2 separate regions of the Homo sapiens genome follow, and region 2 is linked to region 1. A link is a contact called in ENCODE Hi-C or POLR2A ChIA-PET data. All regions are on one chromosome and are shown on one strand. Each heading gives the region's core, a stretch centred on a gene start or an enhancer-like site at or near the end of the contact. The rest is flanking DNA. Distances are from core to core; before and after follow the strand shown.

Region 1 (3,612 bases), core at 785-3,284:
TATCTCTGCTTTCCCTGAGCAGAGCCAAGCCTGCCTCTCTTACCTCCCTCCCTCCTCCCGTGCAAATTCTGAGCAGATACGCTCTGATACATCTCACCTTCTATGTGGTCAAGCAGCCCCAAGAAGCAGCTGGAGAACCCCAGCTAGCCCAAGGGGAAGAAAAGAAAGAGGAGGAAGAGGAAGGTGTCGCATGTCAGATGACCATCTAGTGCACACGGGGGAGTGAAAGCACACCCTGACATACCAGAAAAGTTCCCCAAGCTCAGCTCTGAAGAGTCACATTGGTCAGTCTAATGCGGGAAGCCCAAAGCAGAGTGGGGGTGGGGAGATGACAGAGTTCCAACAATCTCCCTGGAAAAGGGACCAATGCCCCCTTGCACTTATAGAACCCTTGATACCATTTTTGTATCTCATTTTCCCAGCAACCCCTTCAGTTATGTTTAACAGATGTTTTTGACTACCTTCTATATTCAAGGCCTTCTGCTGGGAGTACTGGGCTTTTCCTGTAGGACACATTGCAACTTCAAGTGTACAGACATTTTATCTTAATTTTATTTTATTATTTATTTATTTACTTATTTTGTAGAGATGGCATCTCGTTATGTTACCCAGGCCGGTCTGGAGCTTCTGGGCTCAAGTAACCCTCCCGCTTCAGCCTCCCAAAGTGCCAGGATTACAGGCATGAGCCACCGCACCCAGCCTAACATTTTTGTGATTTTTTTTTTGTTTTAATGTCTGTCTCCTCCACTAGACTGTAGACTCAAAGAAGGCAAGAATCATGTCTGTCTTCTTCCCTACTGAATCCTCAGCACCTAAACACAGTGCCTGGCAAACAGCAGTCACTCAATAGATAGTGACAGAAAAAATATATCCAACATGGTGAAACTCTCTCACTACTAAAAATACAAAAACTAGCTGGACGTGGTGGCGCACGCCAGTAGTCCCAGCTACGCAGGAGGATGAGGCAGGAGAATCACTTGAACCCAGAAGGCAGAGGTTGCAGTGATCCGAGATCACGCCACTGCACTCCAGCCTGGGCGACACAGTGAGACTCTGTCTGGAAAAAAAAAAACAAACGAAACAAACAAACAGAAAAAAAACGGTCTGAGACCTGGGAACAGTCTTCAGTTTTCCAAAGGCTATTACACAGAAGCAAGCCTCAGCCTGAAACATATGTTACTTGTTCAATATGTGTTACTTGAACTCAGTGAGTAGTAATGACAGGAAACGGTGCCAGGCTGTGTGCTAAGCACTTTATATTCATTCACTTATCTAATCCTCAGAACTACTCTAAGAAGTAGGTACTATTATAGTCCCACTTTTACAGATGGAGAAACTGGGGCATAGAGGTTCACCACCTTGTAAGTGACAGAGCTGAGATGTGAACCCCAGCTATCTGGCTCTAAAGTCTATGCCCCTAACCTATATTACATTCTAGCAATGAATGCTCAAACTGAGCTCTAGAGAGATGTAACATTTTCCAAAGGTGTCACAGGAAGAGCATGGCAGAGCTGGGACTGGGAGCCAGGTCTTCCTTCTGTGCAATGTTTCTCCCGCTCTATGATAAGGTATCTGGCCACTGAGGCAGGTCCCTTGGGACTAGAGGCACAAAGAGGGATCTGAAGAGTCTATTAACAGATATCCGGTGCAGAAAAACAGCCCCAGTGGGCTAGGTGACTCAGCAGAAGACAAGAGGAGACAAAGGGTAACCACTAGGGCAGGAACAAGTGTGGCTGCCAAGTCCCTTTTCTTAAGCAGGGAAAGGTAGTGGGGTGCTTTTCGGAGGTCCTATTTGAGGCCCAAGATACTCTCTTCCTGCGCTGATTTATCAAGAGTGCCCCTCCCCCACAGCTAGAGCCGCCCCAGGGCCATTTCTGCTTCATTACAATTGGGCACACGTGGAGAAAGGATACTACTGGGGAGATCAATTATATTGCCTGATCTGCAACCTGATGTGTGGGTAGGAAGTTGGGGCGGGGCAGTGGAGGAAAAGTTTGGTCAAGCCTGACAAAACCCCAGCAGCTAATCTTACTCCACAGTAAGAGATTATAGCAAAGCATCTATAATCAACTCAGCTTAAGAAGTTTTGACCTTCTGGTTAGGCTTCTTGCCACAACAGAACAGCACCATAACCATGGCTTTCTTCTCCCGACTGAATCTCCAGGAGGGCCTCCAAACCTTCTTTGTTTTGCAATGGATCCCAGTCTATATATTTTTAGGTGAGTGAACCCCAAGGGCTGGAGAGCACATGGGGAACAAACCAAAAGAGTGGCCAATCTCCAGATGAGGAGGGTTCCAAAGAGATCATCTGGGTGATCTCCACCCTCTGGGAAGGATCTGGCTGGCACAAAGGCCAGGAGTGAGGCTGCAGCTGTTCTGGTTTAAAGATTACTCCAGGCCAGGCACGGTGGCTCAGGCCTATAATCCCAGCACTTTGGGAGGCCGAGGCAGGTGGATCACCTGAGGTCAGGAGTTTGAGACCAGCCTGGCCAACATTGTGAAATCTCGTCTCTACTGAAAAAAAAAAAAATACAAAAATTAGCCAGGCATGGTGGCATGCACTGGTAATCCCAGCTACTTGGGAGGCTGAGACAGGAGAATCACTTGAACCCGGGAGGTGGAGCTTGCAGTGAGCCAAGATCGTGCCACTGCACTCCAGCCTGGGTGACAGAGCAAGACTCCGTCTCAAGATGAAAAAAAAAAAAAAATCACTCCAGTCTTCTCAGGAGCTGTCCCCTATGAACTAGCTGAAAAGAGTCATATTCAGGGACAGGGCAGAAGTGGTGGTGGCTTACAGAGTTGGTGTTACTAGGTAGGTGTAGGGTGATTTTCTAGTCTATGGTTATGGTGAGACAATTCTGGAAAATCTGAGGGCTGCCTGAGTGACATCTCAGACAGAATTTTGAGAAAGAGCCAGTTGTTCTGTGGACTCACAGCACAGAAGTCAACAATGTTGGGCCTCTCCCACCCAAGGCTCTTCTGAGGCAGCTTTTTTTTGTTGTTGTTGAGATGAAGTTTCACTCTTGTCGCCCAGGCTGGAGTGCAAACGGCAAACGGGCTGACAGCTCCAAGATTTTCCCTGCCAGAAACCAGGGATTTGGGGGTGGTCAATTACAGGTGCAAGCTTGAAAACTGGATGAGGAGAAATAATGTCATCCTGAAGGATGAGACAGGTAGGAGACAGCTGGTTCCAACCCATGGGAGGCTATATGACCCTTAGAGCAGAGGCTCTCAACCAGGGTCCTATAGACCAAAAATTCAGGGTGGATGGGGGTTACTTTGAATTGGGATGAATAAAACTGCCTCTTTCTTTCCACTAACCTCTAACTGAAATGTAGTATTTCCTTCAATGATGAATGTAGGCAATAAACCACGAAGTGTTAGGAGTACCTGTGAGTGTCAGTAACAGACATCACAGAGATTTGCATTTCATATTATAGTTGTTGCAGGCATCTCGAAATTTCATTTATGTTCACGACTACTTCAAAATTCCAGTAGTTATTGGCACTGCTGTTAGATCTGGTTATTTAATGCATACATCAAGAAGCACATATGTTACTATATTATATTGTGGGTAATATTTTGATAACTGAATTTTAATATAATGGGTTT
Region 2 (3,521 bases), core at 1,022-3,521, 57 kb after region 1:
TCAAGAGAGAAATGAGGGCTTTGCTTCCCCCCTCCCACGTTGGCCTGTATTTGAGACTCACCTAGGAATCACACTCCACACCCCAACCCTGCTCACAGAAGCTTGGAAGACTGGCTTACTCCAAAGAAAAACAGTCTTCACTAAGTCAGTGGCATGGGAAAAAAAGGAGGGGAGGAAGGGAGATTGTTCTATATTAAAAGAAAATTAAGATCTTGACAAAGGGATCAAATCTGAATCACTATAGTCTTTGAATCCAGCTATCAATCTGCAAGAAATACAGAGGAACATGCTGAAGCACCCTAAGTAAGTATGAGATAAGCAAAATCCAAACTGTGGGAAATTCTACAGGTCAAATGCTGTGGGTTCTTCAATAGCTAAAGCATAAGGAAAGGAAAGGGATGGAGGGGGAACCGACTTAAACTCTTCAAAAGCACCAAAGTCATGGAAGTCACGGAAAGACCGAGAAACTAACCCAATCTGAGTATGTGGTTAAAAAATAATAATAAAATAAAATAAAAACAGAGACACTGTCAAAGGAGGAGGAGACAAAGGAGAGATGATGATTAAATGCAATGTGAGATTCCAATGGGATCCTGGGACAGAAAATGGACATTTGTGGAAAAAAATTGATACAATACAAATAAAACCTGGTGTTTAGTAAATATAAATGCACCAATATTGGTTTCTTAGTTGTGATAAATATACCATTGTTTTATAAGATGTTAACATAAAGGGGAAGCTACACGAAGGGTGTAGGGAACTCTCTGTACTATCTTTGCAACTCTCTCATAAATCTAAAAGTATTCCAAATTAAAAAGTAAAAATGGCCAGGTATGATGGCTCATGCTTGTAATCCCAGCACTTTGGGATGCTGAGGTGGGAGGATTTCTTGAGCTCATGAGTTCAAGACCAGCCTGGGCAACATGGTGACACCCCATCTCTACAAAAAATAAAAAATTAGCCAGGCGTGATGGTGCGCACCTGTGGTCCCAACTACTCAGGAGGCTGAGGCTGGAGGATCACTTAAGCCTGGGAGATTGAGGCTGCAGTGAGCTGTGTTTGCGCCACTACACTCCAGCCTGGGTGGCAGAGTAAGATCCTGCCTCAAAAAAGAAAAAAAACCATAAAAAAGAGAGAGAGAAAACTTCAAGGACATATCAATATTTAAAATGGGGAAGACTAAACCATAGTCATTAGGGAAGTACACTTAGGTAAGAAAACCACAGAAATGCAAGGAAAAGATGACTCTAAATGTCAAAGATAATGGTTACTTTGGGAGGAGGAAGTGGATTGTGATTGAAATGGGGCACATGGAGAGCATCCTGGGGTGGAGAGAAAAGTTCATCTTCTTCATCAAGTGGTGGTTACAAGATGTTTGTCTTATAATAATTCATTAACCCATACATTTGTTTTAAGTGGCTCTCTGTATCTGGGTTCTATTTTATAATGACAGACAGAGAGCAAGAGACTGAGACATAAGACACATAACATCCAAATATAACCAGTGGACCTTGTTTGGATTCTGATTCAAATTGGCCAACTATAGAAAGACATTTGAATATGGACTGGATGTTAGATATTATTAAGGAATTATTAAATTTGTTAAGGGTAATATGGAAGAAAACATCTGTATTTTTTGTAGATGCATAGTGATGTATTTAGGGGTGAAATGACACACTATCTTAGAATTGCTTTAAAATACTCCAAGAAAAAAAAAAGGTGGGGAGATAAATGAAACAAGTATGGAAAAATATTAATAGTTGTTGAAGATGAACATGAAGATAAAAATTTGTTGCATCTTCTAGCTTTTTGTGTGTTTGGAAATTTTTATAATTAAAGTTAAAGGTGGGGCAGCCCCAAAGCAGGCTGCTTCAGGGCAACAAAAGCCAAATCCCAGGTGCTCCCCACATCACAAATCCCCAGAACTCCCTTCCCAGCAGTCATCTCCCAAAGGTCACAAATCCCTATAGTTTCTGAGTAGCCTGTGAGGGGGTTTCACCTTCTCTAGGTCCCTGTGTCACTCTGACTACATGGCAGTCATTCTCACCTTTCTCCATCTTGATGTCCTAATAATCCTAGGAAAGAGAGTCAAAGGGCAAATGAGCTGGACCAGACCTGACGGGGCAGTCCTTGTACTTCAGAGCCTGCCCCTGCGGTGGGTGGGGGGGCAGGGAAGGACAAGAGGGAAGAGGGCAGGTGCAAACTCCTCATAGTTATATGCATTCACTATTAAGTGAACTTCCAGAGGCTGGTGGCACCTTTGGTTGGAACACTGTTCTGAGATCTTTGCCTCCCTCAGGCTCCCGAGAATCATGGCTCATTCCAAGCAGCCTAGTCACTTCCAGAGTCTGATGCTTCTGCAGTGGCCTTTGAGCTACCTTGCCATCTGTGAGTATTGACCCAAGAGTGCATAGCAAGAAGCCAGAGTCAGAAGCCAGGGCCAGATCTAGGGTGACTTTTAGGGCCATGTGAAGTCTCATTTTGAGCCTTTCCATCATCTAAGATTGTACTAGAGAGTAAAACCAAGGAGTCTTGAGTTCCATGAGTGCCCTGGAGAAGAATGAGATAGAGCCCCAGGAGACAGTGAGAATATGTAGTGGGAGGGGGCGGGGGGTGGAACAGGGTCATGATGGATATGAGTAGATCTAGTTAATTTCAGCCACTTCCTAATCCTTACTATCTAGAGAGGAAAAGTGAGGCCCAGGGAATGCTCCCTTATGATCATGGGGAATAGGACAGAGGAAACATTAGCATCCCAGACTTAAAGAAGTATAGCCTGTGTCTGAACCATAGAGTTGTCTATTCTGGGAGTGGGGTGGTGGTAGCATGCGGGAAGACAGTGTCATTGGAAAGAATGGTGAATGGGCAAGAGGACAAGCATAGTGGATAGGAAATACTAGAAGGATGCAGATGCTGGATGGGCAGCGTGTAGGAAGATATAGATAGTATAGGGGTGAGGGAGAGTGGGCTAGTGGCTTAACGAGGGATGACGGATAGGGAGGGAGACAGGAGACAAGAGGAAAAAGATGGTGACCAAATGGGGGCAGGAGGAAAAAAAACTGGTGGGAAGTAGAGAGCAGGAGTACAGAGGTAGTGGCTGTACAGGGAAGCAGGTGGACAGGGATGACAGACAGGCAGAGAAATAGGGCTTCTGTATGGTAAATGATAGAGGAAAAGTTTGAAGGACAAGTAGACATGGATGATGAACAGGACCTGGATTGTGTTGAGGGCCAGGACCAGAGGCTTAGGTAATGTGGAGAGCTGGTGATGGGACTGGGCATGGTCAAGTTCTGCTGGCAGCACAAATTTGGTCTAACCTGGTCCCTCATCAGTTTGGATCTTGCAGCCATTGTTCGTCTACCTGCTGTTTACATCCTTGTGGCCGCTACCAGTGCTTTACTTTGCCTGGTTGTTCCTGGACTGGAAGACCCCAGAGCGAGGTAAGACTCACAGACCTAGAAAGAAGAATGTTCCATCATAACCTGCAGCCAGAGAGTCCCACTCGCCATACCACAGGCCCC

The links. Hi-C counts contacts between places; a loop is a spot of excess contacts on that map. ChIA-PET counts read pairs that join two places held with the same protein, here RNA polymerase II (POLR2A). Pooled maps may share reads with other maps.
Region 2: a pooled map shows a loop between it and region 1 (1.9-fold over the local background). The contact joins the promoter of AWAT1 here to the promoter of DGAT2L6 in region 1. A Hi-C loop is called at or near these places in 1 of 50 pooled maps. POLR2A ChIA-PET finds 5 or more read pairs at or near these places in 2 of 52 experiments (BJ and Panc1).

What each region holds. Positions count from the first base shown.
Region 1 is chrX:70,175,449-70,179,060 of GRCh38, forward strand. DGAT2L6 (diacylglycerol O-acyltransferase 2 like 6) reads left to right here and starts at 2,035. Exons shown (of 7, transcript NM_198512.3): 1 at 2,035-2,219. The coding sequence starts at 2,135. RefSeq lists enhancers at 1,598-1,657, 1,678-1,727.
Region 2 is chrX:70,232,384-70,235,904 of GRCh38, forward strand. It overlaps AWAT1 (acyl-CoA wax alcohol acyltransferase 1), which reads left to right and starts at 2,272. Exons shown (of 7, transcript NM_001013579.3): 1 at 2,272-2,388; 2 at 3,333-3,440. The coding sequence starts at 2,313.